Linked DNA regions of Homo sapiens: region 1 is linked to region 2. Evidence: chromatin contacts called from ENCODE Hi-C or POLR2A ChIA-PET data. All regions are on one chromosome and are shown on one strand. The core of a region is the stretch at or near the end of the contact, and the rest is flanking DNA. Distances in the headings are between cores, read along the strand shown.

The links. A loop is a pair of places that touch in the nucleus more often than their neighbours do. ChIA-PET counts read pairs that join two places held with the same protein, here RNA polymerase II (POLR2A). Pooled maps may share reads with other maps.
Region 1: a loop to region 2 is called in a pooled map, with 4 times the contacts of the local background. The contact joins the promoter of NFE2L1-DT here to the promoter of CDK12 in region 2. A Hi-C loop is called at or near these places in 1 of 50 pooled maps. POLR2A ChIA-PET finds 5 or more read pairs at or near these places in 2 of 52 experiments (activated B cell and activated CD8-positive, alpha-beta memory T cell).

What each region holds. Positions count from the first base shown.
Region 1 is chr17:48,046,803-48,052,752 of GRCh38, reverse strand. It overlaps NFE2L1-DT (NFE2L1 divergent transcript), which reads left to right and starts at 4,700. Exons shown (of 2, transcript NR_170231.1): 1 at 4,700-5,128; 2 at 5,783-5,872. It overlaps NFE2L1 (NFE2 like bZIP transcription factor 1), which reads right to left and starts at 4,394. Exons shown (of 6, transcript NM_003204.3): 1 at 4,291-4,394; 2 at 1,125-2,146. The coding sequence starts at 1,634. It also overlaps a transcript of COPZ2 not described here. RefSeq lists a silencer at 3,985-4,264 and enhancers at 3,815-4,416, 4,675-4,914, 4,417-5,018, 4,985-5,174, 5,019-5,622.
Region 2 is chr17:39,457,170-39,462,874 of GRCh38, reverse strand. CDK12 (cyclin dependent kinase 12) reads right to left here and starts at 1,389. Exons shown (of 14, transcript NM_016507.4): 1 at 1-1,389. The coding sequence starts at 803. RefSeq lists enhancers at 608-737, 1-962, 1,128-1,187, 1,278-1,327, 688-1,612.

The DNA.
Region 1 (5,950 bases), core at 3,451-5,950, 8.6 Mb before region 2:
AAGATGTGACAACCAAAACTGTTTCACGATATTGCCACCTGCACCCTCGGGGACAAAATCACCCCCAGTTGAGGACCACTGGCCTAGAACAAGCCATACTCTTTGACAGTCACTAACAGTCAGAGAACTAAGCTCAGGAAAAGACTACAGAGCAGGGAAGGAGGGAAAACGTGGTCTGACCTGGCAGGCAGAGAAGCCCATTTCTGTAACATCTGTAAAACTTTTTACATTCCTTCACATGCCACCTCCAAAAACCCAATCGGGCTTTCTCCTTCCCTAATGGCCAGGGGAGTGCAGTGGGCCTCTTTCCCGGCTACTTAAGGCTGGATGGCAAGCGAGAGCCATACAAACCCAGAGCTCAAAGCAATCTTATGTTGGTGAGGCAGGGGCAGCAGCAGCCATTCACATCTTGAAAGGCAAAGAACTGCATCGCTTTCTGCCCAGAACAGTATGTCAGCCATGTGACAAGAGCTAAGGATCTCTTCTGACAGCTCAAAGCAAGTTGACTTGGGCAGCAGAATGCAGTTTCTCTTTCTAGCTCCCAGACTTCTCTTCCCTACTCCCTGCAGTGGGCCTTTTGCAAAGATTGGAAGCCTTGGCCCTCTCCTGGCCAAGAATAACTATCCAAATCTACCCTTTGGCTCAGGCCCAGGAGGTCTGAATTATCAGGACAATACAACAACAGGCCTCGCCACAAAGGAGAACTTCAGGGTATGTCTGTGTTCTGATGTGGGGGGAGGTACAAAACAAGAGTCCAAAAAGTATTTGTGTCTTAGCAACAGATGTACACTGCATCAAAGCCCATCACAACATGACTCCTCCCCCACCCCAGGCCTCCAGCAGTCACGCTGAAATCCAAGCAGTAAACACCCTGGCATGTGTAGGAACCTCCCACTGCCCTGACAGTACATTTAGAGGTAGGTCAATGGTTCAACACAGGGAAATGCTCCCAGCCCCCAATCCTAAAGTCAGAAAGTTCAGCCCATCCCTACCCAAGAACAGTGCCTGAGGCCCTGCTGAAACCTGTCTGGCTCTTTACAGGGCTCAGTGTTCTGACCACAATCCTTTGGGACCAGCCCACCCCCAAGCCCCAGGCCCCACACACCCACCACAGGTCCACTAACCTCTTTGGTTAAGTCTCCACTGACTGGGGGGGCTACAGCCCCCAAATCCTCCAAATCTTCACCGAATCCCTGCTCCGTTTCGCTTTCTCGCACCCCGTTGTCTGGGCCTGTCACATCTTGGAGGCCACTGGAACTCTCGAGGGCGAGGCCTGAGTTGGGCTGACTGCCAGAGACAGACCCCTCTGGGTCTCGGTGAACCAGCCAGGCATTTACCTCAGTGGTTGGCACCTGGAACCTGTCCAGGGCCCTCACCTGACTGAGGAGCCGCCGGGCAGTGAAGTAATTGTCCAGGTCTATGCTCTTGGGGTGGATACCATAGCCATCCAAGGTATTCCTCAGGTTGTGGAACTGGGTCTGAGTATAGGCAGAACTGGGCCCCAGGATGATCTCCCGGAGTGGGGGAAGCTGTGAGGTCAGGTAAGTATCCACGTCCACCCGTACCCCAATCAAACTCAGCAGAATGGTGAACTGGAGAAGTCCTTCCGTTAAGTATTTCTTCAGAGAAAGCATTGCTGAAGGACCAGAATGTTTATGCTTTTTGGTTTTTAAAATCTTCCAAAAGACAAATCAAGGCCACTGCTCTGCCGCTCCAGCCAGCAGGTTACCCTCCTCAGTGTCAAACCCCGTACCCCACCCTGGCAGAACACAAGGGATGAGCTCCCTGACGGCCCCAGAGGAAAGCACACCCTGTGGAGCCAAGGCCAAGGACACACTCCAGACCACATTCACTTTCCCTTCTCGACACCTCACCTCTGAAAGTACAACTGTTCCTAACCCAGTCCAGGTCCTCAAGGGCCCACGTGACTTACTTTCTCCACAGTCCACATACAGTCACTTCCTCACTCACATTAGTTGTCCTCTCTGTAGATTCCAATGCAGGCTGTTCTCAGGAACAGCTGATGGATTTTTTTTTTCCTTCTCCCTCCTAAGGTTTATTTTCTTTGGCTGGAGCTACAGGCCTTTCGTCTTGGGTCAGAGTGTCCCGCCTCCTCCACACTTACCAGGGGGGTTTCCAGAGAAACCTGAAATGGGAATCACAAAAGCAACAGGATAAGATTCCATACTTTTCACATCATGATCAGGGTAGGAAAACCTTCACAGTAGAAGGTAGAAAACACATTCAAAGGACACTTTCACTTTTTTTTTTTTTGAGACAGAGTCTCACTCTGTCGCCCAGGCTAGAGTGCAGTGGCGTGATCTGTGCTCACTGCAACCTCCACCTTCTGCATTCAAGCGATTCTCCTGCCTCAGCCTCCCAAGTATCTGGGATTACAGGCGCCTGCCACCACGCCCTGCTAATTTTTGTATTTTTAGTAGAGATGGGGTTTCACTATGTTGGCCAGGCTGGTCTCAAGCTCCTGACCTCAGGTGATCTGCCCGCCTCGGCCCCCCAAAGTGCTGGGATCACAGGCGTGAGCCACTGTGCCTGGCCTAAAGGCCACTTTTACAGGAAGAAAGGACTACTTACACTCTCAGAAAAAAAACCCAAAATATAGCAACCGATCATAGAAGAACTATCAAAGAAAGCTACTGATCACGAATGATCTCAGTTACTGAATATTAAATGTGCAATATCCTAAAATGTAGCTTGGTTTGAATAAGCAGACAATAACCAGGTCATCCAAAATATCTTACACCTTTGTTTTATTTACCAGCCCTCCTCCCCCACTACAGGCGCATTACCCAGCTTCTATTTTCACATGAGAAGCCCATTTCCTGTCTTAAAAGTAAAGCTGGATTTTCACCCCTCGGGAGAAAACCACCCATAACAGTTGTCTTTTCTCAGTTCAAAAAGGCAAGATTATTAAACAGTGAGAGTGTGGAAGGACAAAAGGACAATGTTCAGGCCACCACTTCACCCAGAAGAAGAATGCCTTTTGTTTTCTGAACTTTGAAATCTGATTTCCCTTTCCTATCCTCACAACTTACAAAAGAAAAAAAAGGAAAAGGGCCGACGCCTGTAATCCCAGCACTTCGGGAGGCCGAGGAGGGCGGATCACCCGAGGTCGGGAGTTTGAGACCAGCCTGAACAACATGGAGAAACCCCATCTCAACTAAAAATACAAAAATTAGCCGGGCGTGGTGGCGCATGCCTGTAATCCCAGCTACTCGGGAGGCTGAGACAGGAGAATCGCTTGAACCCAGGAAACGGAGGTTGTGGTGGGCCGATATCGCGCCACTGCACTCCAGCCTGGGCAACAAGAGCAAAACTCCGTCTCAAAAAAAGAAAAAAAAGAAAGAAAAGAAAAGGAAAGAAAAAAAGGAGAGGGATGGTGGGGGCCCTACTACGCAGGACTATTCCGTCCAGAATTTGCATAGGCAGGTTTTATTTTCATTCATATGACCTTCTGAGCCAAAGCAGAAGGATATGGCCACGTTCTCTAGCCAGACTGCCCAGTGCAGAGGAAGTAAATCTGTTTCTGGTCTCCACTTTTGAGCTTCCATTAATGTCACAAACCAAGACATACCGCCTCTCCTCTCCTGCGTTGTGACCCATCTACCAACTTCATTCTACAGGGGGAGAGCGAGCTATACGTACACACACGAACGTGCGCACACACACACACTCACACTCCCTCTCTCTGGTCAGAGTAAACACAATTGCGACCCAGAATTCCTGCTTACGCTACCCTCCCGTTCTCACGCAATTTATTACTAAAACCTCCCAGGAGCCAATTAAGTTCGAGGAACCGGACAAAGTCCCTTAAAAATCAAGTAGGTGCAGGGCCCATAGCCTGAGGCTGGTCCCACCCTGCCCGGATACCCGAGTCCGGCTGAGACCAAGTCGCCATGCCCACTCTCGGCGCCGGAGCTTCTAGCCTCCAGGGGCGGCCAGCGAACAAGTGCTACTTCCCTGGCCTTGACCCACCCTTACAGCAAACCCCACCCCGCCCTCCGTCCCGATGGCCCCACCCCACTCCCAAGTCCAGGCCTCACACCACGCCTTCTCGTGCCCTCAACCCTGCCCAGTCCATCCCACCCCGGAGCCAGCTTTCCTCTCGGCCCCGCGCGGGGCCCCTCCCTGTCAGGCCCAGGGCCGGGCTCTGGCGGGAACCCCGCTCGGCCCCCGCCTCCTGCACCTCAGCACCATCCCGTCGCCCCATAAGCCTCGGCCCCGCGGCGCTGCAACCCTCCCTTCTGGGAAAGGAATGTGCCCGATACCCACTGCTTAGCTCGGCGTCCGCCGCTGCCTCCACAGCAGGCCCTAAGCCCGAGTCCCGGCCTCGCCGCCGCCACCGCCGGCCGGCCTAGAGCTCGGAGCCTCCGCTTACCTCCCCGCCCCCTCCTGCTACCGCACTCGGAAACCCGCCCGCCGCAAACACCCTAGGAACAGTTTCTCCAATCAACGAGCCGAGGCCGGGGCCGTCGACGGATGTCCCTCTGATTGGCAGCAGAGAGGGCCCAATGGCTGAGTGTACCTCCTCATCCCCGGACCTGATTTCCCAAGACTGACATAATTCCCGGCCCAATGAGTACCTAGGCCCGCCCCGCGGTATGGACCCACCAATGAGGAGGGCGAAGGCCCTAGTGTCTGGCATTCTGGGCCCCTCGGCCGCGCCTTCGCGGCGGGCGATGTTAGTGGGCTTGGGCGTTGGGTGAAGTATCCAGGTTGGGCGCTTCCAGCGCTTTCTGTGGCGGGGGAATGAAGGCCTAGGTCAGGGAATAGGAAGGTGTATCGCCGCCAGAGTGCGGAACACCCTCGCCTTGAGGGTTCCCACAGTGACTTGCAAAAGTCTAGTGAGACCCGAGAATGCTGAGGCGGGACACGAAGCATGTGGTTCTTGTGGTTGCGACGCTCGTGCCGCCATCTTGGGTGCTGGCGGCGGAAACCGGTACCCCAACTTCCCCTCGGTGCGAACCTGGAGAAGCCACCCCAGCTGTGAGGGACGGTTGCGCCTCATGGCCCAGGCAAGGGTACCTTCGCTGGAGCAGTACCGCGGACGGATATCATGAGGGTGGTGGGACGTTGGCGGAACGTTGGCGGAACGTTGGCGGTGTGAGAGGTGTGGGGTAATGGCGATTTTTGTCATGGTAGAAACAGCCCAAAGGACCCCCCTCGTTTGGCCTCCCACGCAGCTTAGTCTTGCTTTTTTAGGGATGTTTCTCATTTTTTAATTTCTCCAGTCCCATCTGGTTATATTGCCAAAACATGTTTGTGACTCTCAAACGTTAGTTTACTCCCAGCATCACTTGGGGAGCTTGCTAAGCTACGAATTCCGAGGTCCCACTGGAGAGTCTGATTTAATGACCCTGGAGTGGCGGCCGGATAACCTGCCTGCTGGGGTGATTTTAACGCAGCTGATGCGAAGACCCCATTTAGGGAATCATTGGGTTGGCGTTTGCAATGCGTTCCTCCCAGCTATAGGACAAAGAGGTGTCAACTCAACTGTGTCTTCTTAGAAGAGCCCATTATTTATAGGTGAGTCATTAGTCCCTGTACAACTAAGGACAAGGCCAACTGATAACTCAGTAAATAATCGAGTCCATTTTGTGCTTGCGAGTTAGGGGCTTAATTTGGGGTGGTTTGCAGATTAAGTACTTTCACTGCATATAATAAACGTACACCAGCAAACCACTCATGGAATTCTTAAAAAAACTTCTGAGCTAGTTTACCAGTTTCAAAGACTAATTCAGAGAGCATGTTTTACCTATTCTAGGCTGGACTGGAACTCCTGGACTCAAGCGATCTTTCCATTTATCAGGGACTACTGACGCGTGTCTCCCAATAAATACCTGAGTATAAACAACATGAGGACTAGAATTTTGTGCGTTAACTGTTATAACTTAGTAGACACTCAAATACTGAGTACTTGAAGGGGGACTCA
Region 2 (5,705 bases), core at 140-2,639:
CTTCCAGGACTTTTCTTGTAGGAGTCATAATTGCTCGAGGTATGAGATCGTGAGGGACTAAGGTCATAATCTTGGCCATAAGAAGCTCCCGAGGGGCTATCATCTTGTTTGGAGCTGTCAGACCACTTCCTGTGGGGGCTCCTGGATCTCCGTTTTGGGCTGTCCACTGTTTTGTAACTTTTGGGTGTTTCCCTTTTTCGATGACTTTTACTCCGGTCTTTGTGCCCAGACTTCAGCTCCCGTTCTTTCCTGGTCTTCTCCTTGTGGAGCTTGGATGACCTGGATTCCTTGCTGCTGCTTTTGGCTACCTGCGCCTTCCCATAGTCATCAGTCTCCTCATTCGAACGCTTTGAACTTCCCGATATCCGGTCCTTCATCGATCCCGACTTGCTGGAGACTTCTTGGCTTTTTTCTTTTTCGGTCTGTTTAGCTTTTAGTAAGTCCCGGGAACGCCTGTGCTGGTGGTGACGATGTTTGTGCAGGCGGTCGCTCCGATCTGATCCACGACGTTCGTCGTTCTCCCTTCGGTCTAGTTTGAAGGCCATGTCATCGGAGAAGGTGTCGGAATCAGAGCTGATATCATCATACTCCACCAAAGGTTTGATAACTGTGCCCAGGGATGCTGCTTCGGGGGTCACCAACCCCATGTCTTTGGAGTGTTTGGACTTATGCCGCTTGTGCTTCGATACCAAGCGGTGACGCTCTCTGCTGTTAGAGCTGCCGCCTCCCGATGACGGCTGCAAAGTTCCAGAAGCTCCTCCACTCCCGTCCTTCTTGCCCCCATGTCTCTCTGAATTGGGCATTCCCTTTCCCCTGACCTGAAGAAGGGAAAAAAGTTCCCCAGCACTCCAAAAAGCAACCCCCACCCACCCCCCCAACCCCAACTCCACGCCCACCAAAGCGCCCCGGGAAGGGGGTGGGGAGGGCAGGGACGGTAGCCCAGGCTCCTCCTCCCTCCCGACGCCTCAGCACCCTTCTACATGAGGTGGGGGGTGAAGGAGCGAGGGAAGAAATGAGAGTTCCTCGGCAGTGGAGTTGCGAGACAACGGGGAGCTGCTCAAGTCTGTTTCCTCTTCTCCCTCCGCCGAGCCAGTCCTCAGGCCCGGGCGCCGGGGAGGTCCAGGAAGTGAGAAGCCGACGGCCCGGGGCTGTGGAGCCGACTCCAGCTCTGGGGCCCTGCGAGGACTACGCGGGCCCTTCCCCTACCCGGTAGCCCGGTTCAGGACGGCTTCCTGTCGCCGGGGTGCCGCGGCCTAGGTGCCTCACGCCCCCTTTGTCCCTCGCTCCTGAGGTAGCCCCCTTTCTTGCCTCCGTTTCACCTCCACACCACACACACTCTCTCCCTCACACAGACCCAGTCACACACTAGATTAAACCGAAACGGCACTTGGGGAAGGGGGGAGGGGCAATCCCAGAAATCGTCGCGAGAGTCCAGTAGCCTCTCGCGATGTTTCGTGCTTCGCTTTCACCTCATTCCCCTGCTTATCAAACAACGCGAGATCAGGTCCCAAACTAGAAACGCGTTTCACCTGAGTCTCGCGATGAGCTCCCGGAGCTCCCCGTTTGAGCAAAGCTTTATTGAAACGGAACAAACCGAGTTTTTTTTTTTTAACCAAAACTTTATCGGTAACTGATTAAACAAACACTCCCAGGCTCCGTGACAAAATAATTTCAACATCCTTTTTAACAAATCTTTTAACTACCAGGATGACTTTTTTTTGTTTGTTTTTTGTTTTCCTTTGAGACGGAGTCTCGCTCTGTAGCCCATCCTGGAGTGTTAGTGGCGCGATCTCGGCTCACTGCAACCTCCACCTCCTGGGTTCAAGCGATTCTCCTGCCTCAGCCTCCCGAGTAGCTGGGATTACAGGCGCCCGCCACCACGCCCGGCTAACTTTTTTGTTTTTAGTAGAGACAGGGTTTCACCATGTTGGCCAGGCTGGTCTCGACCTCCTGACCTCAAGTGATCCTCCCGCCTCGGCCTCCCAAAGTGCTAGGATTACAGGCGTGAACCGCCGCGCCGGGCCATTTTTTTGTTTGTTTGAGACAAGTTCTCTCTCTTTTGCCCAGACTGGAGTGCAGTGGCACGATCTCGGCTCACTGCAGCCTCCACCTCCTGGGCTCAAGCAATCCTCCCACCTCATCCTGCCGAGTACTTGGAACTATAGAGTCGCGCCACCACGCCGTGCTAATTTGTTTCTATTATTCGTAGTGATGGGGTTTCGCCATGTTGCCCAGGCTAGTCTCGAACTCCTAGACTCAAGCAATCCGCGATCCTTGGTCTTGAACTCCTAGAATGAAGCAATCTGCCCGTCTGGTCCTCCCAAAGTGGCGGGATTACAGGCTTGAGCCACCGCGCCCGGTTGAGATTATTTTTTACAGAGCAAAAGACAAATGTCGGGACATTTCAACCCAAGTCCCTGAGTGTTTTAACAGTGCTTCCCACATATAGGGTGTGTGCTACCTGCCAAGAATTTTACATACATTATCTCTAATTTTCACAATTATCCTGCAAAACACGAGATTTTCATCCCTGTTTTATAGAAAAGGAATCCCAGCCTCAGGGAAGTTGAATAATTTGGTCCAACAAGTGCCACAGTCAACATTCAAATTCATGTCTTTCTGAGACTAAAACACAAGCTCTTCCATCCTATGGTGTTGTCTCCTTACCAATCTTTGCTTCAAATCTCAGAACCTAAAAGCTCATCCCATCTTGAGATCCTCCCATGGCCGTTATTGGATAATTTAGCCTTTCATCCTCATACAAAAGATTATAATATGAACAAGAAAAGCATAGTATTAATTAACAAGAAAATAACACTATCTTACACTGGCCCCTCATTTATTACTTTTTAAAAAACTTTCGCCTACCTTAAGTCATTCCATCTTCACAACAGTCCTCTGAAATAGGTTGTATAAGTGAGAAAACTAAGGCATGGAGAAATGAAGGGGCTTGTCCAAAACGGAGAAGTTCAGCTGGTAAATTCAGGACCAGAAAACATTCTGAATTAAGGTAGTCTCAATTCTCAAAAATCACTCTCTGTAAATGTTCTTGTTCCTTTTGCTCACAGGGCGATCCAAAACATTTTTTTTTTTTAACCTAATTTTGTGTGTGTGTGTGAAGGGTCTCGCTCTGTCGCCCAGGCTGGAGTGCAGTGGCACAATCATAACTCACTGTAGCCTTCCCCTCATGGGCTCAGGTGATCCTCCCATCTCAGCCTCCTGAGTAGCTGAGACTACAGCCACAGGCCACCAGCCCAGCTAATTTTTATTTTTATTTTTTTGTAGAGATGGAGGGCTGGCTATGTTGCCGAGTCTGACCTCAGATGCCTGGGCTCAAGCATTCCATCCACTTTGGCCCCCAAAGTGTTAGGATTACAGGCGTGAGCCACCACGCCCGCCGTCTCTAAATGATTGAGTCCATAAATATTGGTTCTAAAATAAAAAGATCAGGCCAGGCACAGTGGCTCACTCCTGTAATCCCAGCACTTTGGGAGGCCAAGGTGGGCAGATCACAAGGTCAAGAGATGGAGACGATCCTGGCCAACATGGGGAAACCCCGTCTCTACTAAAAACACAAAAATTAGCTGGGCTTGGTGGCACACACCTGCAGTCCCAGCTACTCGTGAGGCTGAGGCAGAGGTTGAACCCTGGAGGCAGAGGTTGCAGCGAGCCGAGATCGCGCCACTGCACTCCAGCCTGGCAACAGAGCAAGACTCCGTCTCAAAATAAATAAGTAAATAATAAAAAAATTTAAAAAATAAAAAGACCAAGTTTTCCACGACAACTTTTTGATCTTCTATGGAAGTAAAATTAATGCTATCAAGAAAAAAGAAGTGGCTGGGAGCAGTGGCTCATGCCTGTAATCCCAGCACTTTGGGAGGCCAAGAGGGGAGGATCATTTGAGGTCAGGAGTAAGACCAGCCTGGCCAATGCAGTGAAACCCTGTTTCTACTAAAAATACAAAAATAGGCCGGGCGCAGTGGCTCACTCCTGTAACCCCAGCACTTTGGGAGCCGAGGCGGGCAGATCAGGAGGTCAGGAGATCGAGACCATCCTGGCTAACACGGTGAAACCCCGTCTCTACTAAAAATACAAAAAAATTAGCTGGGCGTGGTGGCGGGTGCCTGTAGTCGCAGCTACTCAGGAGGCTGAAGCAGGAGAATGGTGTGAACCCGGGAGGCAGAGATTGCAGTGAGGGGAGATCACGCTACTGGGAGGCAGAGATTGCAGTGAGGGGAGATCACGCTACTGCACTCCAGCCTGGGCAACAGAGCAAGACTCTGCCTCAAAAAAAAAAAAAATTAGAGGCCAAGCACTGTGGCTCATGCCTGTAATCCCAGCACTTTGGGAGGCCGAAGTGGGAGGACCACTTGAGGTCAGCAGTTCAAGACCAGCCTGGCCAACACAGTGAAATCCTATCTCTACTAAAAATACAAAAATTAGTCAGGCGTGGTGGTGATCGCCTGTAATCACAGATATTCAGGAGGTTGAGACAGGAGAATCGCTTGAACCCAGAACGCAGAAGTTGCAGTGAGCCAAGATCGTGCCACTGCGCTCCAGCCTGGGTGACAGAGCAAGACTCTGTTTCAAAAACAAACAAACAAACAACAAAAAAATATATATATATTTATATATACACACACACAAAAATTAGCCAGGCATGGTGGCATATGCCTGTAATTCCAGCTACTCAGGAGGCTGAGGCATGAGAATCACTAGAACCTGGGAGGCAGAGGTTGCAGTGAGCTAAGATTGCACCACTGCATTCCAACCTGGGCAACAGAGTGAGAATCCATCTAAAAAAAAAAAAAAGTGGCTAACAAAAAGAAAAAAGGGCTGAGTGTGGTGGCTGACATCTGTAAAACCAACAATTTGGAAGGCCAACATGGAAGGAATTCGTGAGCCCAGAAATTGGAGACCAGCCTGGGCAACATGTTGAGACATCTGTCTCTACAAAAAAATACAAGAAATGACAGGCCGAGCAAGGTGGCTCATGCCTGTAATCCCAGCAATTTGGGAGGCCGAGGCAGGCAAATTGCCTGAGTTCAGGAGTTTGAGACCAGCCTGGGCAACACGGTAAAACCCCATCTCTACTAAAATACAAAAGAAATTAGCCGCCGGGCTTGGTGGCTCACGCCTGTAATCCCAGCACTTTGGGAGGCTGAGGCGGGCGGATCACCTGAGGTCGGGAGTTCGAGACCAGCCCGACCAACATGGAGAAACCCCGTCTCTATTAAAAATACTAAAAAATTAGCTGGGCATGGTGGCCCATGCTTGTAATCCCAGCTACTCGGGAGGCTGAGGCAGGAGAATCGCTTGAACGCAGGAGGCGGAGGTTGCAGTGAGCCGAGATTGGGCCATCGCACTCCAGCCTGTGCAACAAAAGAGAAACTCTGTCTCAAAAAAAAAAAAAAAAATTAGCCAGGCGTAGTGGTGTGGGCCTGTATTCTCAGCTATTCGGGAGGCTGAGGCAGGAGAATTGCTTGAACCCAGGAGGCAGAGCTTGCAGTGAGCCAAGATCACGCCACTGCACTCCAGCCTGGGCGACAGAGCGAGACTCCGTCCCTACCAAAAACAAACAAACAAAAACAAGAAATTAACCAGGCATGGTGTTGCTTGCCTATAGTCCCAGCTACTATGAGGCTGAGATGGGAGGATCACTTGAGCCCAGGAGGTCAAGGCTGCAATGAGCCATGATCATGCCA